2 separate regions of the Homo sapiens genome follow, and region 1 is linked to region 2. Evidence: chromatin loops called from intact Hi-C (ENCODE). Cell type or tissue: MCF 10A. All regions are shown on one strand. Each heading gives the region's core, and the rest is flanking DNA. Links, peaks and the distances in the headings are about the cores only. Region 1 has its middle 43 kb from the start of HYCC1. Region 2 holds the start of IL6 (interleukin 6).

Region 1 (16,541 bases), core at 2,862-10,861, 320 kb after region 2:
GATCTTGTCATATTTCTCAGGCTTATTTTTACCTCCTTAAACCTTACCTAGTACCTGGCACAAAGTAGGCACTCAAGAATATGTGAAATGAATGAAGAAAACAAATTAAGCATAAGAAAAGTTAGTAATAAAATGAATAACTGTGCTTCAATGTTTCGAAAATAACTTATCTTTCCTAGAATGCACTTTACTACCTCAAATCTTAGGACCTTACATTGTTCCTTCTGTCTAGAATGATTTTCTCTTCAATTTAATCCTCTGTTCATCCACCAAGAAGCTACTCTATAGGTAATATCATTACCTCTGTTAGCACTGGCCTGGGCCTTTAGGCAGAATTATCTACTTCCTCCCTTAAATACCCATAGATCTCCTATGTGAAAATAGATTCTTATTAGATGCTTGTGTTTCACTGTGTCTGCCATAGACCCTTGATATTCACAAGGTAGATACCCTGAGACTTCATAGATACAAATATTTGAACATAAAAATGTTTATATGGGCTTCTGGATTTCTCCTAAATTATTTCTCAAATTCTGGGTTTGCTCCCAATACAAGTCAGGGAGCTTTTCTACTTTTACTCAGAATCTTTCCCTGATTTGGCCATTTTTTAAAGTCAGGTTTATTGAGATATAATTCCTAGAGTGAAATTCACCCTTTTTAGACATACCCATAATTTTAGGAATCCTGACAAACACATCCAGGTACACAATTACCATCACAATTAAAATACAGAACATTTCTACCATGCCAGAAAGTTCCCACATGTCCCCTGTGGTTAATCCCCAGTCCAGGACTCTCACTGTGGTTTTAACTTTTCCAGAGTGTCATATAAATTCAAACATATCCCATATGGCTTTATAAATTTGCCTTCTTTCAGTTAGCATGGTGTATTTGAAATTTGTTCTTTTTATCACTTAGTAGTACTGTTCTGTATGAAATTCTATCACGTGGAATCTACCTGTACACAGTATGGATGTACCACAGTTGGTTTATCCCTTCACAAGCTGATGAACATTTAGGTTGTTTGCAGTTTTTTGGTGAAAACTGTTATAAATATTCATGTGTAGATCTTTGTGTATGTTTTTGTTTCTTTTGGGTAAAAATCTAAAAGATGAGTTGGGTCATCTAATAAGTATACGTTTAACTTTATAAGAAATTGTCACACTGTTTTTCAAAGTTACTGCAGTGTTACATTCCACCCCAAAATGTATGAGAGCTCCATTGGCACAGCATACCCATCAGCACTAATGGATGTGTAGTGATATCTCTTTGTGGTTTTAATTTTCATTTCTTTGATGACTAATGATCTTTTCATTGTTTATGTGGCATCTGCATTTCATAAAATATTCAAATATTTTGTCCATTTTTTTAAATGGGCTTGGCTGCCTTCTCTTCTCTTCTTTTCTTTCTTTCTTTCTTTCTTGTCTTTTTTTCTTTCTCTTTTCTTTTGTCTCACTCTGCTACCCAGGCTGCTTTTTCTTTTCTATCTTTCCTTCCTTCCTTCCCTCTTTCCTTCCTTCCCTTCCCTTCTTTCTTTCTTTCTTCTTTTTTCTTTCTCTTTTCTTTTGTCTCACTCTGTCACCCAGGCTGCTTTCTTTTCTTTTCTTTTCTATCTTTCCTTCCCTCTTTCCTTCCTTCCCTTCCTTTCTTTCTTTCTCTTTTGTCTCACTCTGTCACCCAGGCTGCTTCCTTTTCTTTTCTTTTCTGTCTGTCCTTCCTTCCTTCCCTCTTTCCTTCCCTCCCTCCTTCCCTCCCTCCTTTCTTTCTTTCTTGCTTACTTTCACTCTCTTTTCCTTCCTTTCCTCCTTCCTTCCCTCCCTCCCTCTCTCCTTTCTTTCTTTCTTTCCTTCTTTCTTTCCTTCCTTCCTTCCTTCCTTCTTTCTTTCTTTCTTTCTTTCTTTCTTTCTTTCTTTCTTTCTTTCTTTCTTTTCTTTCTTTCTCTTTCTTTTTTTGACAAGGTCTCACTCTGTCACCCAGGCTAGAGTGCAGTAGTGCCATCTCGGCTCACTACAACCTCCACCTCCCAGGCTCAAACGATCCTCCTGCCTCAACTGGGACCACAGGCCTGAGTCATCACACCCAGCTAATTTTGTATTTTTTTAAACAGAGACAGGGTTTTGCCATGTTGCCTAGGCTGGCCTGGAACTCCTGAGCTCAAGTGATCTGCCCACCTCGGCTTCCCAAAGTGCTGGGATTACAGGTGTGAGTCATTGTGCCCTGCCCATTTTCTTATTATTGAGTTCTTTACATATTAAGGATATCAGTATTTTATTATACAGTGTTTTACAAATATTTCTTTCAGACTGTGTCTTCTCTTTCATTTTTCTTAACAGTGTCCTTTGAAGAGTGGATGTTTCTAATTTTGATTAATTCCAATTTGTCAACTTTTTTTTCCTGATTTGTGCTTTTTGGATGCTAAGAAATTTGTGCCTAACCCAAGCTCAGAAAGATTTTCACATGTGTTTTCTTCTAGAAGTTTTATAGTTTTAGGTTTTACACTTAGATTTCAGATCCATTTTGAGTTAAGTTTAAGGGAGGAAGTAGATAATTCTGCCTAAAGGCCCTCACAGTGTGAGGTATGCATTGAGGTTCGTATTTTTACACACATATGTTTAATTGTTGCAGCAGCATTTTTTAAAAGCCTATCCTTTCTACATTAAATTACCTCTGTATGTTTGTCAAAAGTCAATTAACAGCCTGGGCACGGTGGCTCATGCCTGTAATCCCAGCACTTTGGGAGGCCAAGTTGGGTGGACCACCTGAGGTCAGGAGTTTGAGACCAGCCTGACCAACACGGTGAAACCCCGTCTCTACTAAAAATACAAAAATTAGCCAGCATGGTGGCATGCACCTGTAATCTCAGCTACTCAGGAGGGTGACGCAGGAGAATCACTTAAACCCGGGAGGCAGAGGCTGCAATGAGCCAAGATCATGCCACTGTACTCCAGCCTGGACAAGAGTGAAACTCCGTCTCAAAAAAAAAAAAAATTCAATTAACCATGTATATGTTGTTTTATGTCTGGATTCTATTTGAAGTGTTCACCAGCTTTTCCTCTAAAGCGACAGATAAGTAAGATTTTAGGCTTTGCAGGCCATACAGTCTCTGTCACAATTACTCAATTCTACCGTTATAGTACAACAGCAGCCATAGACAACATGTAAATAAGTGAGCATGGCTGTATTTTAATGAAGTATTATTTTATTTCAATAAAATATTATTTACAGAAACAGCCAGTGAGATTAGTCCTGGAGGCCATAATTTGACAACTCCTGCTCTCGTGTGCTCCATTCATCTGTTTCTATCCTTTGATCAATACCATAATGGCTTGATTACTGTGGCTTGTAAGATTTGAAATTAGTTAGCAGTGTTGAGTCTTCCAACTTTTTTCTTTTGCAAAAATTTTTGACTATCTTTTGCTTTCCCATATAAATGTAGGGTATGTTTGCCGGTTTGCTTTCCCATATAAACGTAGGGTATATTTGCTGGTTTCTCTTTTTTTTTTTTTTTTTTTTAGACGGATTCTCTCTCTGTCACCAGGCTGAAGTGTGCAGTTGCGTGATCTTGGCTCACTGCCATCTCCGCCTCCCAAGTTCAAGCGATTCTCCTGCCTCAGCCTCCTGAGTAGCTGGGACTACAGCTACGTGCCACCACACCTGGCTAATTTTTGTATTTTTAGTAGAGACGGGGTTTCACCTTGTTGGCCAGTATTCTCTCGATCTCTTGACCTCACGATCTGCCGGCCTTGGCCTCCCAAAGTGCTGGGATTACAGGTGTGAGCCACTGTGCTCGGTTGTTTGCTGGCTTCTATAAAAGAAAAAATCTGCTAAAATTTTTATTAGGATTGCACTGAATCTATAATCAACTTGGGAATAACTGGCACCCTAACAATATTGAGTCTTCCAATCCATGAACACAGATACTTCTTTCTTTAAAGATTGTGATTCTATCATCAATATTTTAATTTTCAGCATATAAAGTTTGCACATATTTTGTTAGACTTATACCTAAGTAATTAATAATTTGAGTGCTACTGCAAAGTGATTTTTAAATTTTAATTTCCTTTTTTTATTATGAATATATATAAATACAACTGATATATGAATATTGAGCTTGTATCCCACAACCTGGCTAAACTCCCTTATAAATTCCAGTAGCCATTTTGTATATTCTTTTGGGATTTCCTATGTTACAGATTCTCATCTATAAATAGCAACAGTTTTATTTCTTCATTTAAAATCTCTGTCTTTTCTTTTTCTTTCCTTATTGCCCTGTCTATGACCTCTGGTAAGGTGATAGCAGTGGTAAGAGTAGACAATTTTCACTTATTCTTGAGCTTAGGGGAAAGCACTTAGTCTTTCACCATTCTCTTGGCCATGTGAGAATTCAATGAGAAGACAGCCATCTGCAAAGAAGGAAGAGTGCCTTTGCCAGACACCAGATCTGCTGGGACCTTGATCTTGGACTTCTCGGACTCCAGACTGTGAAAACTAAATGTCTATTGTTTAAGCTACTCAATCTGTATTCTGTCACAGCAGACTGTATTAGTCCATTTTCACACTGCTAATAAAGACATACCTGAGACTGGAAAGAAAAAGAGGTTTAATGGACTTACAGTTCCGTGTGGCTGGGGAGGCCTCACAATCATGGTGGACGGCAAGGAGCAAGTCACGTCTTACATGGATGGTACCAGGCAAAAAGACAGCTTGTGCAGGGAAACTCCCCCTTATAATACCATCAGATCTCATGAGACCTACTTGCTATCACAAGAACAGCATGAGAAAGACCTGTCCCCATGATTCAATTACCTCCCACTGGGTCCCTCCCACAACACATGGGAATTGAAGATGAGATTGATTTGGGTGGGGACACACCAAACGATATCACAGACCAAACTAAGACAACCATTAAGAATGATGTCAGCCATAGGATTTTCATAAATGTCCTTTGTTAAGTTGAGGATATTTTCTTACAGTTTTTATCATGAAAGAATATTGAATTTTGTTGTGCTTTTTCTGCATCTATTGGGATGATCCTATAATTTTTCTTCTTTTATCTATTGACATAATGAATTACGTTAATTTAGATTTAAATATTGAGCCACCTTGCCTTCCTAGAATTAATCCCACTTAGTTATGATGCATTATCCTTTTTATTTATTGCTGCATCTAATTTGCTAATATTTTCTTGAGAATTTTGGGGTCTATGTTTATTTGGGATATTAGTCTGTAGTTTTTTTACGTGTAATTATTTTGTCTGGTTTCAATATTAAGGTAATGCTGGCTCATAAAATGAGCTTCCCATGCCAACCTTCCCAGTACAAATTAGACAGCTTTTAAATATCCACCCACTTAATTGGTGAACATTTAGAAACAAAAGACCTCTTCAGAGTGATTTTGTATATGAAAAGGAGTTTGCATTGACAAACCCTCCTTGGGATATGGATGCTAAAAAGTAAGCTAGACATTCTCATTGGGTGATTGGATCCAGAATATTAGCTCCTCAGCATAAAGAAAAACTCCTACACCTCAGCATGATGTATATTAGTTTATCTCATTGGTCCTTAATGGTTTGAGACTAGCCAAAAAAAAAACAAAAAAAAAAACATTAAATGTAATTGAGTCTGAGTCTATACAACTGCTACTCAAATTTTTATTTCAAAAAAAATTCAGCCGGTCATAGTGGTTCACACCTGTAATCCCAGCACTTTAGGAGGCCAAATCGGGAGAACTGCTTGAGCTCAGGAGTTTGAGATCAGCCTGAGCAACATAGTAAAACTTCATCTCTACAGAAATTTTAAAATTTAGCTGGACATGTGCCTGTGCATGTGCCTATAGTCCCAGCTACTGAGGAGGCTGAGGTAGGAGGATCGCATGAGCCCAGAAGATTGAGGCTGCAACACTATGATTGCACTACTGCACTCCAGCTTCGGCAACAGAGCAAGGCCCTATCTCGTTTAAAAAGAAAAGAAAAGAAAAAAAAATCTTGGGTATGAGCATAATTTATTTGATTAATGAATAAGCACTTTAAAAATTAAAGCAAGACTTTTGATTTTTAGTTCAGCTTTTCCTTGTACAGAATTCTTCTTGTTTCAGAATAGAAGAATCTCTGAAATAACATATATGTCATAGAGGCTAAAATTTAAATCTTTCACTCTTACTAGAAGTATTCAATTTGTCTTTGGGTTTTACAAGAGAAATGCCAGATGCTAACAAATATAAGTAATGGTTGTTGTTGGGCTTTTTGTTTAATGTGAATCCTCCAATTACCTTTAAAATCATGATGAAAGCTTAGAAGTTTCAAATTGCCAGCTTAAAACATTATATGTTAAATTATAATATTGTTGGCTATGCATATTCTTTTGCAGAAATATTTTTAGTTAGGCTTCAAAATATCCTCTAAATTTTTAAATAACTACAATTTTATACTCATGTCAGCTCTGTGTCTGTGTCGGTAAGAAAAAAATCTACATTACTTTTTTAAAATGTACATCATGCACCAAAAAGAGAGAGATTTCTGAATTCCATGCCTTCAGGTTAACTGATCAGGTTAGCTGTCCTACACTACAGTGACATCTACTGGCACAATCAGGACTGAGCACCCAGAAGTAATCAGAATGACAGGGCAGCCTTTCTTCTTCCTCTTTGATTATTGGCTGATAACAGGAGTTACATGAGTATGAATTTCCTAAGAACAGATATCATATTTTCTTGAGCTCTGTATCTCCAGTGTCTAATATTGTGATTGTTACATTAACGATTCCCCAGAAATCTGTTGGATAATTATAAGTGCAATTGCCTATGGCCTAACTTTTCAAACAGCACAGAATCTAAATTGAAACAATACTGTTAAAAGTGATTTAAATTAAAACAATAATAATAAAATGGTCTAAAACAAAGGTACTTTGTCTTTGTGATAAATCTCTTTTAAATTCTAATGATAAAAATAAGCTCCACTCATTATCCAGAAAATCACACACAATTTTATACACAACTTCATGAAGGTCCTGAATTCCATCTCTCAACTCAAGGTTAAGAACCTTGGATACAGGAGGTAGAAATATGTTTTAATACACTTTGAAATGCATAAAATCAATAAAACAATAATAAGAAACTACTATATACCTATTAGAATGGCTAAAATTCAAAATGTTAACATAACCAAATGCTGGTGAGGATTTGGTGGAGCAAAAGGAACTTTCATTCACTGCTGGGTAGGAATACAAAATGGTCCAGACACCTTGGAAGACAGTTTGGCAAGTCTTAAAAAATTTTAAACATCTTACTCTATGATGGAGCGATCATGCTCTTTGGTATTTACTCAAATGAGTTGAAAACTTATATCCACAGGAAACTCTGCAGACAAATGTTTATATCACCTTTATTCGTAATTGCCAATCCCCAAAAGAAACCATGGTATCCTTCAACAGGTGAATGAATACATAAACTGTGGCACATCCATATGATGAAACATTATTCAGCAATGACATGAAAAAAAAGCCATCAAGTCATGAAAATATACGGATGAACCTTACATGCATATTGCTAAGTGAAAGAAGCCAGTCCGAAAAGGCTATATACTGTATGATTCCAATGATATGACATTCTGGAAAAGGTAAAACAATGAAGACAGAAAATGGTCAGTAGTTGCCAGGGGTTTGAGGAGAGGGACAGATGATAACTTGGAGCACAAGGGATGTTTAGGGCAGTAAAACTATTCTGTATGATAGTAATGGTAGAGGCATGTCATACATTTGCTGGTAGACGTAGAACACAAAGAGTGAATCTTAATGTAAACTATGGACTTTGGTTAATAATAATGTGTCCATATCAGCTCATCAATTGTAATAAATGTACCGTGTAACAAATGAAAGATGTGAATAGTGGTGGAAATCATAAAGAAGGGGAAGGTGGGGAGTGGGCCTGGGAGGCTGCAAAGTGGGATATATAAGAACTCTCTGTACCTTCCAATCAATTTTCTGTAAACCTAAAACTGCTTTAAAACATAGTCCATACAAAAATTAGCCGGGGGTGGTGGTATGTTCCTGTAATCCCAGCTACTCCAGAAGCTGAGGCAGGAGAATCACTTGAACCCAGGAGGTGGAGGCTGCAGTGAGCAAAGATCACACCACTGCACTCCAGCCTGGGCAACAGAGCGAGGTTCCATCTCAAAAAAAAACCAACAAAAACAACAAAATTAACAAACAAAAAAAAACATAGTCCACTCATTTAAAAGAGAAATAAGCTTCTATTCTTTTGAAATATATTTTAGGATCTATTTGTTACTTTTTAAAAAATGTATGTCAGTCCATAAAGGATGAATTGACCATGAAGACTAAGCTTTGATTTTTTATCTTGCCCAAATTCCTACCTAAGGGGCCTGGGGAGTTATGCCCTGCAAACCGTAAATTCTCATCAGACGGGTGTTATTTAACCCTGCATATCGTGGCTTACTTTCCAGTCTGACTCTGGCATAACACTATGAGACAAGGAATAAGATCAAAATATTTAACCCCAAAATATATTTCCTTGCCATATCTTGAAATTGCCCTGCAAAGTCTCTTGTGGGAACAATCCACATTCTATAGAGAAGCCCCTTTCCCCTTTGTTTTCCTTCTTCCCTTCCCAGATCCAGGAGAAAATCAACTAAGAGCCAGGGACCCTTTTAAGTCTGATAAGAAACATTTTACAACCTGCTCTCTCTGAAGTCTGCTATCTGAGAGCTTCCTCTGCACAATAAAACTTGGTCTCCACAATCCTTTAACCTGAACATTTTCTTTCTATTGATCCGATGTCTTCAGATAAACTCAACCAATTGTCAACCAGAAAAAGTTTAAATTTACCTATAGCCTGGAAGCTCCCACTTTGAGTGGTCCCACCTTTCTGAATGAAACCAATGTATTTCTTAAATGTATTTGATTGATGTCTCAATCTCCCTAAAATATATAAAACCAAGCTGTACCCCGACCACCTTGGGCACGTGTACTCAGGACCTCCTGAGGGCTGTGTCATAGGCCATGCTCCCTCATATTTGGCTCAGAATAAGTCTCTTAAAATATTTTACAGTTTGACTCTTTTCATCAACAACCAAGTTTACATTTAAACACTTTTCTCTGTTACAATTTTAAATGACACATAATCTATGACAGGAATTTATTTTATAAGTGCTCACATAATTAAGTCTCTCTAACAGAAGGCTATTTTTCTATTATGAGCCTAAAGGAGAAAATGACTTTTTACTTAATCCTCGGGTTGATGAAATTAAACACTTCATTTGGTGTGCTTTTCATTTTGATGTCCCTTAGGACTGAGAATTGCCTTTCCCAGAAAGTACTGTAAATCGACTGTGAATTGCTAGAGTGATAGAGGGAAGAAGGACGATTCTATTATAGCTTCTGCCAAGAGCTGACAGGCACATCCCACGAGCCGCTGCCAAGAAATGTTTAATAGTGTGGTAGGGAATTCTAGTCCCCAGATCCTGGTGAAAAACTGAAAATTGCTTTTGGTTTGTCAGTTAAGTTGTAAAATGTCTTAGGCTCTAAAATTGATTACCATTTCATCCCAAAGCAGAATGGCAGCCTAGCAAATTGTGATCCTTATAAGTACTCATCAGAACCCCTAGTGCCTACCAATGCTAAAGTATTTTTCGGCCATCTCTATAAAGCTCAAAGGGAAGTGGACATTTGGGCAATGGCTTGAGCAATTTCAGGACAGCAGTTTATCTTTTGGTCTGAGTTGTTTGGAGTTTAAGTCTGTGATAATAAAAATTTCACAAAACAACTTCCTGTTTTCACTACTGAGCACTACTGAGCAGGTCTAACCTTAGCCATCAGAAAAAATAATAATAATTATAGGACAAGATTATAGCCATAACTGTTCCTATTATTCAGGTTAAAATATATGGTTTTTGTCTGATGCAATTCAATGAGCTTGGTTTGTGTCTAAGGAAAAGACTCTGCCCTATGTGAAGAAAAAAGAAAGAAAGAAAAAGAAAGAAAGAAAGAGAGAAAGAAAGAGAGAAAGAAAAAAGAAAGAAAGAGAAAGAAAGAAAGAAAAAAGAAAGAGAAAGAAAGAAAGAAAGAAAGAAAGAAAAGAAAAGAAAAGAAAAGAAAGAAAGAAAAAATCAAAGGAAGTGAATCTTTGCCCCCTCATTAGAGTCCTACCTTGTACTTATCTTGCTCAGGGTATAACTTGGTGCATATACTAAAGCCAAATCCACCAGGGCTTCCAGGACCTTTCTGACCAAGAGAGCAGACAATGTGAGCTTATAAGGGGCCTTGGGTGAGTCTCCAACCCCTAAAATCTCTACCAGCTTAAACTCTTATTAGAAATGCATTTCTTGGCTGGGCATGGTGGCTCATGGCTGTAGGCCCAGCACTTTGAGAGGCCGAGGTGGGTGGATCACCTGAGGTCAGGAGTTCAAGACCAGCCTGGCCAATGTGGTGAAACCCCGTCTCTACTAAAAATACAAAAATTAGCTGGGCATGGTGGCGGGCACCTGTAATCCCAGCTACTTGGGAGGCTGAGGCAGGAAAATTGCTTGAACCCAGGAGGCGGAGGTTGCAGTGAGCTGAGATCACACCATTGTACTCCAGCCTGGGTGACAGAGTGAGACTCTGTCTGTAAGAAAAAAAAAAAGAAATGCATTTTTTAAATCTTATTTTGTAAATTGCAGTTCTTTTCGGTCAGTCATTATAAATTGCAGTTATGGAGGTTACTAACACCTTTGGATGAATTCATTTGTCAGGTTTCTCTTTTATGGCATCTGGCTAAGAACAGGGCCCTAAATAAATTATATAATCTGATATACCTATTGAAGATAGGGAGGAGAAGTAATTTTGGAAGAAGAAAAAGCAGGGCACTCAGGAAATTGCCCAAATTCATTACAGCAACAGTGCATTTGCTTCAAATTATCATAAGCACCAGTAGAAACAGGAAATAGTCACATACCTTTGCCTCCTATTCAGATGGCTATATTCCTTTGCTGAGAAATTCAGAGGATAAAATACCTAGTAGATAACTGCCATCACCTTTCCCAATGTTTCCCACTTCTTTTTAGTACTAAATGTTTTACTTTTGACAATTCTTTGGCCAGATATTATTTGAGATCCTAAACTGAGGTCTAGTTATCTTTGAAGATGGGGAGTCTGAGTTGCTATATCAACACAGCATCAACTTGATTTTAATAAGTCACTTGGTACCAAAGTGACACCTACCAAAATAGGAGGAAATGATAATGGGGGAAGGGACAGTGTTGCAGACATAATATTAAAACAGGCCATATTTTAAAACCCCATTCATTAACACAAACTATGTATTAGACACAGAGAGCCTGACATTTTTGTCCAGGTCACACGGCAAGTAGCAGAGTCAGCATTCAAAACCCGACCCCGTCTGACTTGAAGCTCACATTATTTTCACATCCTCTCAATGACACATTAAGTGTCAGCAATTGTTTTAGGTGCTTTATCCATTAACTCCATCTTTACAGTAGCTCTGTGATGGAGGTACTATTATTATTCCCAGTTTACACATGAGGATACTAAGGCAGGGACAGCTGAAATAATTTGGCCAAGGTTATGCAGCTAGTAAGTGGTCAAGCTGGGACTTAACCTCAGGCAGCCTTGCCAATACAGTTATGCTTCTCTAAAACTATAACTTAAGATTTGTCTTCTGATAAATGAATTTTGAACTCTGCCCACATGGTTATCAATTTCAGCCATTAGCAAACATCTCTCTTCCCATTCCCCTTTCCCTTGTGGCTCTTCATCCGTAGCAGGTGAGATCATAAGCCTAGTGAGAACAGGACACCACAGTCATTCAGTTGGCTCACCTGGAGTCAGCAGGATTCAAAGTACAGCTCCCAGCTGTGTAAAACTGGGCAACTTCTATTAGCTCTCTAGCTATTTTTTTATATAGAGAGGCGGGGTCCTACTGTGTTGTCCAGGCTGGTCTCAAACTCCTGGCCTCAAGCAATCCTTCAGCCTCAGTCTCCTAAAGTGCTGGGATTACCAGCACGAGCCACTGCTCTTGCCAGCTCTCTCTTAATTCTCCCATCTGTAGAATGGAGAGAGTCAATCCTATCTCATTCATGATGCATACAGGTTTAAAAACATGTAAGTATATTCAACCCAGCAGTCCCATTACTGGGTATATCCCAGAGGAATATAAATCGTTCTACCGTAAAGGCACATGCGTGTGAATTGCAGCACTACTCACAACAGCAAAGAATCAACCGAAATGCCCATCAACGACAGATTAGATAGAGACAATGTGGTACATATATACCATGGAATACTACACAGCCATAAAAAAAGAATGAGATCATGTCTTTTGCAGGACCATGGACAGAACTGGAGGCTATTATCTTAGCAAACTAACACAGGAACAGAAAACCAAATACCACCTGTTCTCATTTATAAGTAGGAGCTAAATGATAATATCTTATGAACACAAAGAACGGAACAACAGACACTGGGGTCTGCTTGGGGGGGGGGTGGGAGGAGGGGGAGGAGCAGAATAGGTAACTGTTGGGTACTAAGCTTAATACCTGGGTGACAAAATAATAAGTATAACAAACCCCCATGACACACATTTATCTATGGAACAAACTTTCACACATATCCACAAACCTAAAATAAAAGTTAAAAAAAAAAGCATTATGAAAACTGGAAAAAAACGTGTGTGTGTGTGTGTGTGTGTGTGTGTGTATAAATATTCTCAGCCCAGTGGCTGGCACCATTCAACAAGTGGTAGATATCACTATCATTATTATTATTATTATTATTATTATTATTATTATTATTATAACTGTGTTATTATTACACCAAGAACATAAAACATGGTGATAAGAGTGCTTACCATTTTTGGTTATGTATTTGTGCGCTATTTTCAAAGGGAGGTATTCACGTTTCTAGTCCTATGAAAGATAACATATTATTCTTTCTTCAAATATACTTGAAGCAAAGTAGAAATAATATGGAACAACAATATGCTTTATATTAAAACACCGTGTACCAAAGAATGGTAGTTATTTCTCACAATTAAAAAGTCAAAACCTCGGGCTGGGCATGGTGGCTCACAGCTGTAATCCCAGCACTTTGGGAGGCCGAGGTGGGTGGATGACCTGAGGTTGGGAGTTTGAGACCAGCCTGACCAACATGGAGAAACCCCATCTCTACTAAAAATACAAAAGTAGCCAGGCGTGGTGGTTCATGCCTGTAATCCCAGCTACTCGGGAGGCTGAGGCAGGAGAATCGCTTGAACCCGGGAGGCAGAGGTTGCAGTGAGCAGAGATAGCGCCATTGCACTCCAGCTTGGGTAACAAGAGTGAAACTCCGTCTCAAAAAAAAAAAAAAAGTCAAAAACTCTAACCCAACTTTTCGCATTAGGCCTTGGGGCAGGGATGACAGAGGCATTTGTTATTAAGGAGGATCTTCAACACATAGGCGCAGTGACTCAGCACTGCAGCCCAGCCCACGCAGTTCCACTGTTAGGAGCCTTTGGCACAGACTTCTGTAGCAGACATTGTGAGTGCAAATGCCATTCCTTCCTCCTCCATTGCTATTAGACTGTCAAATTTGTTCAAGTACCAGGCAGCAATATGCTGAGAAAGGTAGATTCTGCCTCTGGGAATGAATCATAATTGGTCTAAGCCAATCACAGTATTCTCATTTCCCTTTACTAGTCATTGATTTAAGGATGAGAATGTGACCCAATGAAGGTGAATTAATTATAAGGCAAAATCTGCTGAAGGCAGTGAAATAGTTTTTTTTGTTTTGTTTTTTGTTTTTTTTTTTGATGGAGTCTCGCACTGTCGCCTGGGCTGGAGTGCAATGGTGCGACCTCAGTTCACTGCAACCTCCACCTCCCGGGTTCACGCAATTCTCCTGCCTCGGCCTTCTGAATAGCTGGGACTACAGAAGCACACCACCACACCAGGCTAATTTTTTGTATTTTTAGTAGAGATGGGATTTCACTATGTTGGCCAGACTTGTCTCGAACTCCTGACTTTGTGATCTGTCCACCTCAGCCTCCCAAAGTGCTGGGATTATAGGCATGAGCCACCGCACCCAGCCAGATCTTTTTTTCCCTGATTAAATAGAGAGTCATATGAAAAGAAAATCCTTTACTTTTGCTGGTGTTGTCAGATTGAAGGTGTAATGTTTACAATGGTGGCAGCTATCTTGTTGCCATGAGGAGAAGTCAAGAGAATTTCAGCATAGTTAGCCAGCAGCTCAAGCATCATTAACTCTTCCGGAACCTCCCACATCTATACTTCTTTTTAATGTAAGATAATAGACCCCTACTGTTTAAGCCAAATTTAGTCACGTATTCTCTTACTTGCAACCAAAATCTTCCTAATTAATTTAAAGCACCATCCATTAGGTTTTATAATAAAAATCATTGATGACTGGAGTTAGGAGAGTTTTTAAAGCTCTCTATGAAAAGAGTATGGAGAAATAAGACATATGTAATTTAACTGGGCTCATATTAACATTATGTTGTCATATATCCAAAACTCACTCATGCATTAGGATGAAAAAAGGAAAAGGAGGTGCCATTCTGTGGTAATAAAGGAATATTTTCTTTTGTCAGATCTCAAATAATTTAGTTCGGTGAAATATCAAAATTCTAAACTCTGATGCAGTTGAAAACATTTCCCCTCCTTTCTGCTTAGGTGGATTTAGAGGGGTGCTGCATCAGTTTCTTCTCTCTGTCTCCAGCAATCCTTTCCCACATCTGCTGGCTACAGTCAGAACCCCTTACAGGTTTGGGGCAAGAGAGAAGCAGCATAAGGACAGAGCAATTCCACTTGACCACTACAGTTGCCTTGGTGTGCTAGTTCCCAAATATGTATTCCTTCTCTTTGGGATACCACTTTTGGGATCATGGGTGAAGCCCTACCTCTTGCCTGTCCATCTTCCTGTCTCTGCCCCCTCAGGCTGCCCTGCCTCCACTCTGTGTCTGAAGGTGCACCTGCAGATTCTTCTTGCTGCAGTTGCCTCATCTTTATCAGGAGGCCCTCCTGGGCATGGCCCATTTCAAGACAATGATACAACCCATGCCCAGGTTTAGTCAGATTGACCCTGGCCTAGGAGAAACATGCCTGTGTTCTTGACCTGCTGAAGTGCTTTCTACTCAGTCAGACCTGGACACAACCTCTCAATTTCAGACTTCCTGGGTGTGTGTCAAGTGTCAGTCTTTCTGTCCCTCCAACTCAAGTTCTCCAAATGGCTCCATTGCAGCCTATTTCACTGGCTTTAGATAAATTTTAAGTAAGTGAAGTCTCTCCCCTCTGAATTCTGCTTCCTTGGAGGGAAGGAGAAGAAATGCACAGCAACCTGCCTAATATGGTTTGGGTTTGTGTCCCCACCCAAATCTCACATCCATTTGTAATTTCCAGTGTTGGAGTAGGGGCCTGGTGGGAGGTGATTGGATCATGGGGGGCAGGTTTTCCCCCTTGCTGTTCTCATGATAGTGAGTGAGTTCTCATGAGACCTGGTTGTTCAAAAGTGTGTGGCACCTTCCTCTGTGCCTTCTTTTTCCTTTTCTAGTCATGTAAGACACGCTTGCTTCCCTTTCGTCTTCTGCCATGATTTTGAGTTTCCTGAGCACCCACCCCCGATCCCCACTATGCTTCCTGTACAGCCTGTGGAACTTTGAGTCAATTAAACCTCTTCTTTAAATAAATTACCCAGTCTCAGGCAGTTCTTTATAGCAATGTGAGAATGGACTAATACAATGCCCCTCGTTCCAAATCTCTTGAAACTTGAATGTTTCCCATCCTCTGAGATAACCTGGGAGTGGGTCATGGGCAGATGACAGCAGAATAAATGTGGCCAGCCCAAGGTGGCCAGCCTTTTCTTTAGGATGTGAGAATAGCTGATACCTATTGTATTATTTTTGCCCTTTGAAGCCTCCGCCAAAACTCTGAGATAGCAGGAAAAGTTCATGTAATATCCTATTCCCAAAGTACATTATAGTATTAAGTAATGTTTTAAAATTAATGCCTCCTTTTGGAGATTTTTCTTTCTTTTTTTTAGAGACAGGGTCTCACTCTGTTGCCCAGGCTGGAGTAGAGTGGCACAATTATGGCTCACTGCAACCTCCAACTCCTAGGCCCATGCGATCCTCCTGCCTCATCCTCCCAAAGTGCTGGGATTACAGACATGAGCCACTGTGGCTGGCTTTCTCTCACAGATTCTTAAATGGCTCTTTCAAAAACAGTGCCCACCCCCCATCCAGTTGAGGAAGATCACTGTTTTATATATTAAAAATATTAAATTTTCTTGAGGCTCCTCCTGGGGCCTGAGGAATCTTTGAATCTGTCTAAATTTGGTGCCTAGAATCAAGAACCAGTAGGGACCTCAGTTCAGATGTAACAAAATATTGGCCGGGTGCGGTGGCTCATGCCTGTAATCCCAGCACTTTGGGAGGCTGAGGGTGGCGGATCACGAGGTCAGGAGATTCAGACAATCCTGGCTAACAAGGTGAAACCCCGTCTCTACTAAAAATACAAAAATTTAGCCAGGCGTGGTGGC
Region 2 (16,541 bases), core at 4,629-12,628:
CTGTGGAATTCTGACATAAAAACACTTAGTGGAGGGCTTGGAAAAAGTCTAGTAGGAGCAAGACGCAAGCTGGACTAATTATCTAAAACAAGAGACCTGGTTTGGGGATCTTAATGTTCTCAAAAAAGAAAATTATTATTATTTTTCATTTTGCACTTTGTGCCATAAAACATTTTCAACAAAACATAGAATCTCATTTCTTTTGAGGGAAAATGATTGGGAGACCAGCTCATTGCTGGCACAGAGGCCTGGTTCATTCATAATTCCTTCATAGGCAAGACACCAGGTGAACCGATATAGCCGAGCTGGAAGAGCTCTCCAAGGCAGAGACTCTGAGCCAAGGAATGTTCAAAGAGCTAGCATGTATTGTGGGATTACTATGCGCCAGGAATTTTTTACACTGCATCACGTTCCATCTTCACAACAGCCCTAGAAAGGAAGAACTATTATTACCCCCGTTTTATAGGTGAATAAACAAGGGCACAGGTCCTTGATGTAACAGCCAGGATCAAACAGCTGGGAAGACGAGAAAACCTTTCCCAGGCTAGGATAACAGAGGATTTGGTTGAAAATACAGGCAATTAGGTGCTACCTCTGGGAAAAGGGGCCAGGAGAGGAAGGAGACACTTTTCCCTGCATGCCCTGATGTCCTATTTGAACATTTTATCATGAACACGAACTTCCTATTTAAAAAACACTTTTTATTGAAAAGATAAATCTGTGTGTTGTATTGTGTCACTCAGTTCAAGTACTTGAAATTTATTGAATTGTATTTTCTAAAAAATAGATAGTTGAGTAAAAGCAAGCTCACATTACATAGACGGATCACAGTGCACGGCTGCGGAGCTGGGAGCAGTGGCTTCGTTTCATGCAGGAAAGAGAACTTGGTTCAGGAGTGTCTACGTTGCTTAAGACAGGAGAGCACTAAAAATGAAACCATCCAGCCATCCTCCCCCATTTTCATTTTCACACCAAAGAATCCCACCGCGGCAGAGGACCACCGTCTCTGTTTAGACAATCGGTGAAGAATGGATGACCTCACTTTCCCCAACAGGCGGGTCCTGAAATGTTATGCACGAAACAAAACTTGAGTAAATGCCCAACAGAGGTCACTGTTTTATCGATCTTGAAGAGATCTCTTCTTAGCAAAGCAAAGAAACCGATTGTGAAGGTAACACCATGTTTGGTAAATAAGTGTTTTGGTGTTGTGCAAGGGTCTGGTTTCAGCCTGAAGCCATCTCAGAGCTGTCTGGGTCTCTGGAGACTGGAGGGACAACCTAGTCTAGAGCCCATTTGCATGAGACCAAGGATCCTCCTGCAAGAGACACCATCCTGAGGGAAGAGGGCTTCTGAACCAGCTTGACCCAATAAGAAATTCTTGGGTGCCGACGCGGAAGCAGATTCAGAGCCTAGAGCCGTGCCTGCGTCCGTAGTTTCCTTCTAGCTTCTTTTGATTTCAAATCAAGACTTACAGGGAGAGGGAGCGATAAACACAAACTCTGCAAGATGCCACAAGGTCCTCCTTTGACATCCCCAACAAAGAGGTGAGTAGTATTCTCCCCCTTTCTGCCCTGAACCAAGTGGGCTTCAGTAATTTCAGGGCTCCAGGAGACCTGGGGCCCATGCAGGTGCCCCAGTGAAACAGTGGTGAAGAGACTCAGTGGCAATGGGGAGAGCACTGGCAGCACAAGGCAAACCTCTGGCACAGAGAGCAAAGTCCTCACTGGGAGGATTCCCAAGGGGTCACTTGGGAGAGGGCAGGGCAGCAGCCAACCTCCTCTAAGTGGGCTGAAGCAGGTGAAGAAAGTGGCAGAAGCCACGCGGTGGCAAAAAGGAGTCACACACTCCACCTGGAGACGCCTTGAAGTAACTGCACGAAATTTGAGGATGGCCAGGCAGTTCTACAACAGCCGCTCACAGGGAGAGCCAGAACACAGAAGAACTCAGATGACTGGTAGTATTACCTTCTTCATAATCCCAGGCTTGGGGGGCTGCGATGGAGTCAGAGGAAACTCAGTTCAGAACATCTTTGGTTTTTACAAATACAAATTAACTGGAACGCTAAATTCTAGCCTGTTAATCTGGTCACTGAAAAAAAATTTTTTTTTTTTCAAAAAACATAGCTTTAGCTTATTTTTTTTCTCTTTGTAAAACTTCGTGCATGACTTCAGCTTTACTCTTTGTCAAGACATGCCAAAGTGCTGAGTCACTAATAAAAGAAAAAAAGAAAGTAAAGGAAGAGTGGTTCTGCTTCTTAGCGCTAGCCTCAATGACGACCTAAGCTGCACTTTTCCCCCTAGTTGTGTCTTGCCATGCTAAAGGACGTCACATTGCACAATCTTAATAAGGTTTCCAATCAGCCCCACCCGCTCTGGCCCCACCCTCACCCTCCAACAAAGATTTATCAAATGTGGGATTTTCCCATGAGTCTCAATATTAGAGTCTCAACCCCCAATAAATATAGGACTGGAGATGTCTGAGGCTCATTCTGCCCTCGAGCCCACCGGGAACGAAAGAGAAGCTCTATCTCCCCTCCAGGAGCCCAGCTATGAACTCCTTCTCCACAAGTAAGTGCAGGAAATCCTTAGCCCTGGAACTGCCAGCGGCGGTCGAGCCCTGTGTGAGGGAGGGGTGTGTGGCCCAGGGAGGGCTGGCGGGCGGCCAGCAGCAGAGGCAGGCTCCCAGCTGTGCTGTCAGCTCACCCCTGCGCTCGCTCCCCTCCGGCACAGGCGCCTTCGGTCCAGTTGCCTTCTCCCTGGGGCTGCTCCTGGTGTTGCCTGCTGCCTTCCCTGCCCCAGTACCCCCAGGAGAAGATTCCAAAGATGTAGCCGCCCCACACAGACAGCCACTCACCTCTTCAGAACGAATTGACAAACAAATTCGGTACATCCTCGACGGCATCTCAGCCCTGAGAAAGGAGGTGGGTAGGCTTGGCGATGGGGTTGAAGGGCCCGGTGCGCATGCGTTCCCCTTGCCCCTGCGTGTGGCCGGGGGCTGCCTGCATTAGGAGGTCTTTGCTGGGTTCTAGAGCACTGTAGATTTGAGGCCAACGGGGCCGACTAGACTGACTTCTGTATTTATCCTTTGCTGGTGTCAGGAAGTTCCTTTCCTTTCTGGAAAATGCAGAATGGGTCTGAAATCCATGCCCACCTTTGGCATGAGCTGAGGGTTATTGCTTCTCAGGGCTTCCTTTTCCCTTTCCAAAAAATTAGGTCTGTGAAGCTCCTTTTTGTCCCCCGGGCTTTGGAAGGACTAGAAAAGTGCCACCTGAAAGGCATGTTCAGCTTCTCAGAGCAGTTGCAGTACTTTTTGGTTATGTAAACTCAATGGCTAGGATTCCTCAAAGCCATTCCAGCTAAGATTCATACCTCAGAGCCCACCAAAGTGGCAAATCATAAATAGGTTAAAGCATCTCCCCACTTTCAATGCAAGGTATTTTGGTCCTGTTTGGTAGAAAGAAAAGAACACAGGAGGGGAGATTGGGAGCCCACACTCGAATTCTGGTTCTGCCAAACCAGCCTTGTGATCTTGGGTAAATTCCCTACCACCTCTGGACTCCATCAGTAAAATTGGGCGTGGACTAGGTGATCTCATAGATCCTTCCTGCTGGAACATTCTATGGCTTGAATTATATTCTCCTAATTATTGTCAAAATTGCTGTTATTAAGTATCTACTGTGTGCCAGGCACTTTAAATAAATATTGTGTCTAATCTTCAAAACAAATTTGCAAGGAAGGTTTTTGGAGATAAGGAAACTGAGACTCAGGATTAAGTAACACACCTAAAGTCACAGGTGAGCTTGGAACTGAACCCAAGTGTGCCCCCACTCCACTGGAATTTGCTTGCCAGGATGCCAATGAGTTGTAGCTTCATTTTTCTTAGAGACTTTCCTGGCTGTGGTTGAACAATGAAAAGGCCCTCTAGTGGTGTTTGTTTTAGGGACACTTAGGTGATAACAATTCTGGTATTCTTTCCCAGACATGTAACAAGAGTAACATGTGTGAAAGCAGCAAAGAGGCACTGGCAGAAAACAACCTGAACCTTCCAAAGATGGCTGAAAAAGATGGATGCTTCCAATCTGGATTCAATGAGGTACCAACTTGTCGCACTCACTTTTCACTATTCCTTAGGCAAAACTTCTCCCTCTTGCATGCAGTGCCTGTATACATATAGATCCAGGCAGCAACAAAAAGTGGGTAAATGTAAAGAATGTTATGTAAATTTCATGAGGAGGCCAACTTCAAGCTTTTTTAAAGGCAGTTTATTCTTGGACAGGTATGGCCAGAGATGGTGCCACTGTGGTGAGATTTTAACAACTGTCAAATGTTTAAAACTCCCACAGGTTTAATTAGTTCATCCTGGGAAAGGTACTCTCAGGGCCTTTTCCCTCTCTGGCTGCCCCTGGCAGGGTCCAGGTCTGCCCTCCCTCCCTGCCCAGCTCATTCTCCACAGTGAGATAACCTGCACTGTCTTCTGATTATTTTATAAAAGGAGGTTCCAGCCCAGCATTAACAAGGGCAAGAGTGCAGGAAGAACATCAAGGGGGACAATCAGAGAAGGATCCCCATTGCCACATTCTAGCATCTGTTGGGCTTTGGATAAAACTAATTACATGGGGCCTCTGATTGTCCAGTTATTTAAAATGGTGCTGTCCAATGTCCCAAAACATGCTGCCTAAGAGGTACTTGAAGTTCTCTAGAGGAGCAGAGGGAAAAGATGTCGAACTGTGGCAATTTTAACTTTTCAAATTGATTCTATCTCCTGGCGATAACCAATTTTCCCACCATCTTTCCTCTTAGGAGACTTGCCTGGTGAAAATCATCACTGGTCTTTTGGAGTTTGAGGTATACCTAGAGTACCTCCAGAACAGATTTGAGAGTAGTGAGGAACAAGCCAGAGCTGTGCAGATGAGTACAAAAGTCCTGATCCAGTTCCTGCAGAAAAAGGTGGGTGTGTCCTCATTCCCTCAACTTGGTGTGGGGGAAGACAGGCTCAAAGACAGTGTCCTGGACAACTCAGGGATGCAATGCCACTTCCAAAAGAGAAGGCTACACGTAAACAAAAGAGTCTGAGAAATAGTTTCTGATTGTTATTGTTAAATCTTTTTTTGTTTGTTTGGTTGGTTGGCTCTCTTCTGCAAAGGACATCAATAACTGTATTTTAAACTATATATTAACTGAGGTGGATTTTAACATCAATTTTTAATAGTGCAAGAGATTTAAAACCAAAGGCGGGGGGGCGGGCAGAAAAAAGTGCATCCAACTCCAGCCAGTGATCCACAGAAACAAAGACCAAGGAGCACAAAATGATTTTAAGATTTTAGTCATTGCCAAGTGACATTCTTCTCACTGTGGTTGTTTCAATTCTTTTTCCTACCTTTTACCAGAGAGTTAGTTCAGAGAAATGGTCAGAGACTCAAGGGTGGAAAGAGGTACCAAAGGCTTTGGCCACCAGTAGCTGGCTATTCAGACAGCAGGGAGTAGACTTGCTGGCTAGCATGTGGAGGAGCCAAAGCTCAATAAGAAGGGGCCTAGAATGAAACCCTTGGTGCTGATCCTGCCTCTGCCATTTCTACTTAAGCCAGGGTTTCTCATATGTTAACATGCATGGGAATTCCCTGGGCATCTTCTTGTGGTGTGGAGTCTGACTTAGCAAGCCTCGGGTGGGTTTGAGGGTCAAATTTCTACCAGGCTTATATCCCTGGTGATGCTGCAGAATTCCAGGACCACACTTGGAGGTTTAAGGCCTTCCACAAGTTACTTATCCCATATGGTGGGTCTATGGAAAGGTGTTTCCCAGTCCTCTTTACACCACCGGATCAGTGGTCTTTCAACAGATCCTAAAGGGATGGTGAGAGGGAAACTGGAGAAAAGTATCAGATTTAGAGGCCACTGAAGAACCCATATTAAAATGCCTTTAAGTATGGGCTCTTCATTCATATACTAAATATGAACTATGTGCCAGGCATTATTTCATATGACAGAATACAAACAAATAAGATAGTGATGCTGGTCAGGCTTGGTGGCTCATGCCTGTATTCCCTAAACTTTGGGAGCCTAAGGTGAGAACTCCTTGAACTCCTAAGGCCAGGAGTTCAAGACCAGCCTGGATAACATAGCAAGACCCCATCTCTACAAAAAACCAAAACCAAACAAACAAAAATGATAGTGGTGCTTCCCTCAGGATGCTTGTGGTCTAATGGGAGACAGAACAGCAAAGGGATGATTAGAAGTTGGTTGCTGTGAGCCAGGCACAGTGCTGATATAATCCCAGCGCTATGGGAGGCTGAGGTGGGTGGATCATTTGAGGCCAGGAGTTTAAGACCAGCCTGGTCAACATGGTAAAACCCCATCTCTACTTAAAAATACAAAAAAGTTAGCCAGGCATGGTGGCATACACCTGTAACCCAGCTACTCAGGAGGCTGAGGCACATGAATCACTTGAACCCAGGAGGCAGAGGTTGCTGTGCACCACTGCACTCCAGCCTGGGTGACAGAACGAGACCTTGACTCAAAAAAAAAAAAAAGAAGTTTGTTGCTATGGAAGGGTCCTACTCAGAGCAGGCACCCCAGTTAATCTCATTCACCCCACATTTCACATTTGAACATCATCCCATAGCCCAGAGCATCCCTCCACTGCAAAGGATTTATTCAACATTTAAACAATCCTTTTTACTTTCATTTTCCTTCAGGCAAAGAATCTAGATGCAATAACCACCCCTGACCCAACCACAAATGCCAGCCTGCTGACGAAGCTGCAGGCACAGAACCAGTGGCTGCAGGACATGACAACTCATCTCATTCTGCGCAGCTTTAAGGAGTTCCTGCAGTCCAGCCTGAGGGCTCTTCGGCAAATGTAGCATGGGCACCTCAGATTGTTGTTGTTAATGGGCATTCCTTCTTCTGGTCAGAAACCTGTCCACTGGGCACAGAACTTATGTTGTTCTCTATGGAGAACTAAAAGTATGAGCGTTAGGACACTATTTTAATTATTTTTAATTTATTAATATTTAAATATGTGAAGCTGAGTTAATTTATGTAAGTCATATTTATATTTTTAAGAAGTACCACTTGAAACATTTTATGTATTAGTTTTGAAATAATAATGGAAAGTGGCTATGCAGTTTGAATATCCTTTGTTTCAGAGCCAGATCATTTCTTGGAAAGTGTAGGCTTACCTCAAATAAATGGCTAACTTATACATATTTTTAAAGAAATATTTATATTGTATTTATATAATGTATAAATGGTTTTTATACCAATAAATGGCATTTTAAAAAATTCAGCAACTTTGAGTGTGTCACGTGAAGCTTAATATAAACAAGTTTCTTGTCACTGCCACCACCACGACCAAAAAAAGCTAATCAATCACTATATATAATACATATATATACTATATATAATAAATATATATACTATATATAATACATATATACACTATATATAATACATATATACTATATATACACATATATACTATATATACACATATATATTATGAATGTATATATATAGTATATATAGTATATATACTATGTATGTATATATATAGTATATATAGTATATATACTATGTATGTGTATATATAGTATATATAGTATATATAGTATATATACTATGTATGTATATATATAGTATATATAGTATATATACTGTGTATGTATATATATAGTATATATATACTATATATGCATACATAGTATATATGCATATATACTATATATACTATATATTTATATATACTATATACTATATATACTATATACTGTATATATACTATATATGTATGTATACGATATATATATATACTATATATGTACACACACACATATATATATACATATAAGCACCTACTACATGCCAGGCATCATTAAATGTGTTGCATCCATCACGTCATTTAACCCCAGCACTTGCACACTCCTTTCTGGTTGTGGAAGACTAAGTAATTTATCTAAGTCACCCAGCTGGAAGGTCAGGCAGGGACCCAGATTTGAAATCCAAGTCTACCTACCTACAGGTCCCCTACTCTTAACCTGTAGGTCCCACTGCCTACCCAGGAACTGAGGGATGATGTAGAAAATCCCAAAACATGTTAATATAGGGAATACCTATAAACATGCAATCAAAGTCTTTGGGACTATACAACCACTGTATAAAGCATAACAATGTACAAGCTTCCAAACAATAACTAGAAGTTCTGCCTCCCTCTTCTGGGTTCCTAAAGCACTGCACCTATCTACCTGTCAAAGCATCTACCACATTGTACCACACCTTAAAATCAATGGTTTTTTTCTTCTCAGCCAGCATGTGGATGCCTCAATAAAGCAGACTCCTTTCATGACCTAAAACTAATTTCAGGGGGGAAAAAAAGACGAGCTGGGCGCAGTGGCTCACGCCTATAATCCCAGCACTTTGGGAGGCTGAGGCGGGAGGATCACTTGAGGTCAGAAGACCAGCCTGGCCAACATGGCAAAACCCCGTCTCTACTAAAAATACAAAAATTAGCTGGGCGTGGTGGCGCACCTATAATCCCAGCTACTCAGGAAGCTGAGACATGATAATCGCTTGAGCCTGGGAGGTAGAGCCTGGGGCTGCACTCCATCCTGGGCAACAGAGGGAGATTCTGTCTCAAAAAATAATAATAATAATATAAATAAATAAATAATTTTTTTAAAAAAAGACTCTTTCCTATATTAATCTTTGCATCCTGTGCCCATGGCCCCAAACCTGACCAATGAAGGCCCCAGTAAATATTTTTTGAACAAAAGAAAATATAGATGATCAAAGATAAGAAAGATAAGAAGACACCTCAATTCTTGTAGGCATATAGTGGTAGGGGAAATCACTAATTCTGTGTGTTTATGTATCTTCATCTTCAGGAAAAATAGCAAGAATTAGAAAGAAACACTCAAAGGACTTCCAGAGAAGGCAATGAATAGCCAGTGCATGTACACCTACCTCCATTTCCTTTGCCACTGGCAATAATCTTCATCTGCCCTCTCCCCTCCCCGACCTAAAGTGGTAGTGAGAGAGGCAATCTGGACAACTTAACATGGCCTCGTTTATCCATCTCAACACGACACTGGGAATTTGGTGCAGATTTCCCCTTTCTAACCCCTGCAATATAAAAGTTCTGTCTCCTTATAAAGCTTTTCCCCATTCTACCCGCTACAGACTTCTTCCTCCAGGGGAGGAGTTCTTCTGGGTAAGGGAAAGTCCACAGAGGTCAAAAACCGAGAGGAGCTGAGCCAGAAAAGAGCCACATACTCTGATTTCTAGAAACCACGCATCACAAGTGGGCTTCCCAAAACTAGGGTCAAGTCAAAGAACAAAGAGAAATTGCGATCAACTGATGCTTTCATTCTTCAAACAAAAATGGGTTGAGTTTCATAGATAAGTCAGGGAAAGCTCCTGAGAAAGAGGTGAAAGGGTAGACATGATCCCTGCCCTCTTGTGTAGCACACTATGGAAGGGAAAATAGACATTAAATAAAGACTATAAATGTGATAAGGTTTCCAAAAAGAAATGTGGGCTGTGCTGAGAACCCATACTAGAGGCACGGATAATCTAAGTGAACCCTGGTTTGGCTGCTCACCACTCGAAAGCCAGACATGAGAGACAAGGTTGGTGGGAGGAAAAGCCAGTTCATCAGAAAGCCAGTAAACCAAGAAGATGGTGAGCTAGTATTTTAAAGTACCATCTTGAATTTTAAAATTTATCACAGTAGTTTTTAAAGAGAAACTTGGTATGGGAGATACGTGGGAGTGGTGCGTGGTGTAGGGTCTGTGTGTCTTGTTCTGATGGCTATCTCAGGTAACCGCCTGTCCGGAGGTCTGTTTGGGATCATCTTAACTTCAGCTAGATGATGGATTCATTGTTCATGATTCCTTCTAACCAGGAGGATTCTGCAATGGGGGCTCCTTGCCTCGTTTGTTTAAAGATCAGCCTCTGGGATTTTTAAAGCAAGAGTATAATTAGATAAGCATACATTGCCAGAGGGGAGTGTCTAGAGAGGGAAGGAATGAAGAGGTGAGAGGAAAGAAAAGGAAGAAAAAGAAAGTGGGTAAGAGGCAGAGCAAGATGGCAGAATAGAAAGCTCCACCAATGGACCCCCTGGCAAGGATACAAAGTTAACAACTATCTGCACAGAAAAACAAACAAACAAAAAACACCTTCATAAGAATCAGAACTCAGGTGAGCACACATAGTACCTGGTTTTAACTTCATATCACTGAAACAGGCACTGAAGAAATTAAAAAACAGTCCTGAATCACAATGCTACCCCTCCCCTATCCACAGCAGCAGTGGTGTGGTGCGGAGAATGTCTCTGGGTGCTGGGAGAAGGAGAACACATCAATTGTGGGGCACTGAACTCAGTACTGTCCTGTTAGAGGAGAAAGGAAAACCAGACTAAACTTAGCTGATGTCCACTCACAGAGGGAGCATTTAAACCATCCCTAGCCCAAGAGGAATTGTCAATCCCCAGCAGTCCAAACTTGAGTAGCCGCAAAACTCTCCACTGAGGGCCAAACTTGAAAGGCAGTCTAGGCCATAAGGACTGCAACTCTTAGGCAAGTACTAGGGCTCAACAAGGCCCGGAGACCTAGTGGACTGAGGGGACATGTGACATACCGAGATACCAGCTGAGGCAGCCAAGGGAGTATTGGCTTCACCCCTCTCCTAATCCTAGGCTGCACAAGTCATAGCTTCAAAAGAGACTTTTTCTTTCTGCTTGAGGAGAGAAGACAGAAGAGTGGGGAGGACTTGGCCTTACCTCTTGGATACCAGCTCAGCTACAGCAGGATAGGGCACTAGTCAGAGTCATAAGGCCCGTATTCCAGACCCAAGCTCCAAGACAACATTTCTAGACACATCCTAGACTAGAAGGGAACCCACTGCCTTGAATGAAAGGACCCAGTCCTGGCAGCATTCATCACATGCTAACTGAAAAGCCCTTGGGCCCTGAATAACCAGTAGCGATCCCCAGGTACTACATCGAGGGCCTTAGGTGAGCCTCTGAGACTTGCTGGCTTCAGGTGAGATTCAGCACATTACCACCTATGGTGGCTATGGGGCAAAACTCCTCCTGCTTGGGAAAAGCAGAGGGAAAAGTAAACGGGGCTGTATCTTGTTGCACCTTAGGTACCAACACCACCACAAGGGGGTAGAGCACCAGGTGGGATCTTGGGGTCCCTGATTCCAAGCTTTGACTCATGAGTGGCATTTCTGGACCTGCCCTGTGCCAGAGAGAGGCCTATTGCCCTGAAGGGTGAGTCTCAGGCCAGGCAGCATTCACCACAAGCTGACTTAAAAGACCTAAGGCCTTAAGGGAACATCCATGGTGGTCTGGTAGCACTTCTTAAGGCCACTGGGGAGCAGGGTGGGCAGTAGCTACAGGGTGAGGGTTCTCTGCTTCTGAAAAGGGGAGGGAAGAGTGGGAAGGACTGCATCTTGTGGGTTGAGTGTCTGCTCAGTCACAAGACAATAGACTACAAGGTAGACTTCTAAGTTTTTTACTCTGGTCCCTAACTCCCAGATGGCACTTCTGGACCTACCCTGGGGACCTCATCACCCTGAAAGAAAGGACACAGGCCTGGCTGGCTTTGCCATCTGCTGATTATTGAGCCCCAGGGCCTTCAGCAAACATAGGCAGTAGCCAGAGAGTGGTTACAGCAGGCCTCGGGTAAGACCCAGTGCTGTGCTGGCTTCAGGTGTGACCCAGTGCAGTCACAGTGGTGGTGGCCACATGGGTGCTTGTGTCATTTCACCCCCAGCTTTAGGTGGCTCAGAACAGAAAGAGAGATTCTGTATGTATGTTTGGGAGAAAGTAAAAGAGGAGAACAAGAGGCTCTGCCTGGTAATCCAGAGAATTCTCTCAGATCCTGTCTAAGGCTATCAAGGCAGTACCTCTATGAATCTGCAAGAACCACAGCATTCCTGGGTGGGAGGTGCCCCCTAAAGAAGAAACAGCTTAGATTACAACACCCAAATCCTTTCAAATACCTGGAAATCCTTCCCAAGAAGGATAGCTACAAATAAGCCCAGACAATGAAGACTACAATAAATATCTAACTCTTCAATGCCCAGACATCAAAGAACATCTACTAGCATCAACACTATCCAGGAAAACGTGACCACACCAGATGAACTAAATAAGTCACCAGAAACCAATCCTAGAGAAACAGAGATATGTGACCTTTCAGACAGAGAATTCAAAATAGCTATTTGAGGAAAGTCAAAGAATTCAAGATACACAGAGAAGGAATTCAGAATTTTGTCAGACAAACTTAGCAAAGAGATTGAAATAATTTTGAGAAATCAAGCAGAAGTTATGGAGCTGAAAAATGCAATTGGCATAATGAAGAATGCATCAGAGTCCTTTAATAGCAGAATTGATCAAGCAGAAGAAAGAATTAGTGAACTTGAAGACAAGCTATTTGAAAATACATAGTCAGAGGAGACAAAAGAAAAAGAATAAAAAACTATGAAGCACAACTATGGGATCTAGAAAACAGCCTCAAATGGGTAAGTTTAAGAGTTATTGGACTTAAAGAGGAGGTAGAGAAAGAGATGGGGTAGAAAGCTTATTCAGAGGGAAAATAACAGAGAACTTCTCAAACATAGAGAAAGATATTAATATCCAAGCACAAGAAGATTATAGAACACCAAGCAGATTTAACCCAAAAAAAGCCTACCTCAAGGCATTTCATAATCCAACTCCCAAAGGTAAAGAATAAAGAAAGGACCCTAAAAGCAGCAAGAAAAAACAAGTAAATAGCATACAATGGCACTCCAAGACATCTAGCAGCAGACTATTCAGTGGAAACCTTACAGGCCAGGAGAGAGTGGCATGACATATTTAAAGTGCTGGAAAAACAAAACAAAACAAAAACCTTTCACCCTAGAATAGTATATCCAGCAAAAATATCCTTCAAACATATAGAAGAAATAGACTTTTTCAGACAAACAAAAGCTGAGGGATTTCATAAATAACCGATCTGTCCTACAAGAAATGCTAAATGGAGTACTACAGTCAGAAAGAAAAGGACATTAATGAGCAATAAATAATCACCTGAAGGTATAAAACTTACTGGTAATAGTAAGTGCATAGATAAACACAGAATGTGATAACACTGTAACTGCTATATGTAAACCACTCTTAAAAAGTTAAAAAGCTGGGGGACAAAGTTAAGAGTTTTTATTAGTTTTCTTTTTGCTTGTTTGTTTGTTTATGCAAATAGTGTTGTTGTTACCACGTTAAAATAATGGATTATAAGATAGTATTTGCAAGCCTCATGGTAACCTCAAACCAAAAAACATACAATTGATACCCAAAAAATAAGAAGCAAGAAACTAAATCATATCACCAGAGAAAATTATCTTTACTAGAGGCAGACAGGAATGAAAGAAAGAAGGAAGAGAAGACCACAAAACAACCAGAAAACAAATAACAAAATGGCAGTAGTAAGTCCTTACTTATCAATAATAACGTTGAATGTAAATGAACTAAACTCTTCAATCTTCAGACACAGACTGGCTGAATGGATGAAAAAAAGCCATTGATCCATTGCCTGCAAGAAACACACTTCATCTATAAAGACACACATAGACTGAAAATAAAGGAGTGGAAAAAGATATTCCATGCCAATGGAAACAAAAAAAGCAAGAGTTGTTATATCAGACAAAATAGACTTCAAGACAAAAACCATAAGACGAGACAAAGAAGGTCACTATTAATGATAAAATGATATATTTGACAAAAAGATATAACAATTTTAAATATATATGCACCCAACACTGGAGCACCCAGATATATAAAGGAAATATTATTAGAGCTAAAGAGAGAGATAGGTCCTAATACAATAATAGCTGGAAACATCAATACCCCACTTTCAGCATTGGGCAGATCTTCCAGACAGAAAATCAATAAAGAAACATCAGATTTAATCTGCACTATTGACCAAATGTATCTAACAGATATTTACAGAACATTTTATCCAAGAGCTGCAGAAAACACATTTTCCTCAGTACATGGATCGTTCTCAAGGATAGACCATATGTTAGGTCAGAAAACAAGTCTTAAAATATTTTTTAAAAATTGAAATAATATCAAGCATCTTCTCTGACCACAATGGAATAAAACTAGAAAGTAATAACTAGAGGAATTTTGGAAACTATACAAACACATAGAAATTAAACAATATGCTCCTGAATGACCAGTGGGTCAATGAAGACATTAAGAAGGGAATTGAAAAATTTAGTGATAATGGAAACACAACATACCCAAACCCATGGGATACAGCAAAAGCAGTACTAAGAGTGAAGTTTATAGCTATAAGTGCCTACATCACAAAAGAGGAAAAACTTCAAATAAACAATCTAATGATGTATCTTAAAGAACTAAAAAAGCAAGAGCAAACCAAACTCAAAATTTATATCAAAACAAATAAAGATCAGAACAGAAATAAATGAAATTAAAATTAAAAAAAAGATCAATGAAACAAAAAGTTAAAAAAAAAAAAGTTAAACAAAATTGACAAACCTTTAACCAAACTAAGGAAAAAGAGAGATCCAAATAAATAAAATCAGAAATAAAAAAGGAGACATTACAACTGATACTGCAGAAATTCAAAGGATCATTTGTGGCTACTATAACTAACTGTAAGCCAGTAAATTGAAAAATCTAGAGGAAATGGACAAATACTGAGATACATACAACCTACCAAGACTGAACCAGTAATAAATTGAAAACCTGAACAGATTAGTAACAAGTAATGAGATTGAAGCTGTAATAAAAAGTCACCCAGTAAAGAAAAGCCAAAGATCTAATGGCTTCACCGCTGAATTCTATGAAACATTTAGAAAAGAACTAATACCAATCCTACTCATACTATTCCAAAAAATACAGGAGGAAAAAATACTTTCAAATTCATTCTACAAAGCCCGTATTACCCTGATACCAAAACCAGGCAAAGACACATCAAAAAAGAAAACTACAGGCCAATATCTCTGATGAATGTTGATGCAAAAATCCTCAAAAAATACTAGCAAAAATACTAGCATTCTAATTCAACAATACGTTAGAAAGGTCATTCCTCATGACCAAATGGGATTTATCCCTGGGATGCAAGGATGGATCAACATATGTAGATTAATCAACATGATACATCCTATCAACAGAATGAAGGATAAAAACCACAGGATCATTTCACTTAATGCTGAAAAAGCATTTGATAAAATTCAACATTCCTTCGTGATAAAAACTCTTAAAAAAATGAGGACAGAAGAAACATACCCAAGCATAATAAAAGCCATATATGACAGACCCACAGCTAATATCATACTGAATGGGGAGAAACAGAATGCATTTCCTCTGAGATCTGGAACATGACAAGGATGCCCACTGCCACCACTGTTATTTAGCATAGTTCTGAAAGTCCTAGCTAGAGCAATCAGACAAAAGAAAGTTATGAAGGGCATCCAAGTTATGAAGGGCATTCCTGAAAAGGAAGAAGTTAGATTATCCTTGTTTGCAGAAGATATGATCTTATCTATGGTAAAACTTAAAGACTCTACACACAAAAAGCTATTAGAACTAATAAACAAATTCAATAAAGTTGCAGGATACAAAATCAACATACAAAAATTAGCAGCATTTCTATATTCCAACAGGGAACAATGTGAAAAAGAAATTTAAAAAAGTAATCCCATTTACGATAGTCACATATAAAATTAAATACCTAGAAATTAACTTAACCAAAGAAGTGAAAGATCTCTGTAATGAAAATTATAAAATACTGATGAAAGAAATTGAAGAGAACACCAAAAAATGGAAAAATATTCTATGTTCATAGACTGGAAGAATTAGTATTGTTAAAATATCCATAATACCCAAAGCAATCTACAGATTCAATGCAATCCTTATCAAAATACCAATGACATTCTTCACAGAAGCAGAATAGAAAAAAAATCCTAAAATTTATATGGAACCATGAAAGACCTAGACTAGCCAAAGCTATCCTAAGAAAAAAGAACAAAACTGGAGGAATCACATTACCTGACTTTAAATTATACTACAGAGCTGTAGTAACCAAAAGAACATGGTACTGGCATAAAAACAGACACATAGACCAATGGAACAGAATAGAAAACTCAGAAACAAACCCACACACCTATAGTGAACTCAATTTTGACAAAGGTGCCAAGAACATACACTGGGGGAAAAGACAGTCTCTTCAGTAAGTGGTGTTTGGAAAACTGGACATCCATATGCAGAAGAATGGAACTAGACCCCTATCTCTCACCATATAAAAAAAAATCAAATCAAAATGGACTAAAGATTTAAATCTAAGACCTCAAACTGTGAAACTACTACAAGAAAACATTGGAGGAAAACTCCAGGATATTGGTCTGGGCAAAATTTCTTGAGCAATACCCCACCAGCACAGGCAACCGAAGCAAAAATGGACAAATGGGATCACGTCAAGTTAAAAAGCTTCCGCGTGGCAAAGGATACAATCAACAAAGTGAAGAGACAACCCA

The links. Hi-C counts contacts between places; a loop is a spot of excess contacts. Peaks named below come from ENCODE experiments on the same cell type or tissue, not always from the same donor. Only the 100,000 strongest peaks of a DNase experiment are listed, where the experiment ranks them.
Region 1: it touches region 2 in a loop (9-fold over the local background); 53 of 110 quality-filtered maps call a loop at or near these places.

What each region holds. Positions count from the first base shown.
Region 1 is chr7:23,049,212-23,065,752 of GRCh38, forward strand. No RefSeq gene overlaps it. Among named protein-coding and RNA genes, the nearest start is that of HYCC1, 43 kb to the left of the region's middle. In MCF 10A, for the core only: a CTCF peak has its summit at 6,584 (motif pointing left); a DNase peak (open chromatin) is centred at 6,580.
Region 2 is chr7:22,724,715-22,741,255 of GRCh38, forward strand. It overlaps IL6 (interleukin 6), which reads left to right and starts at 2,486. Exons shown (of 5, transcript NM_000600.5): 1 at 2,486-2,567; 2 at 2,730-2,920; 3 at 3,979-4,092; 4 at 4,800-4,946; 5 at 6,692-7,284. The coding sequence starts at 2,549. The coding sequence ends at 6,859. IL6-AS1 (IL6 antisense RNA 1) reads right to left here and starts at 2,906. Exons shown (of 2, transcript NR_131935.1): 1 at 2,854-2,906; 2 at 681-1,991. RefSeq lists a silencer at 1,901-1,950 and an enhancer at 1,936-3,135. In MCF 10A, for the core only: a CTCF peak has its summit at 8,219 (motif pointing left); a DNase peak (open chromatin) is centred at 6,777.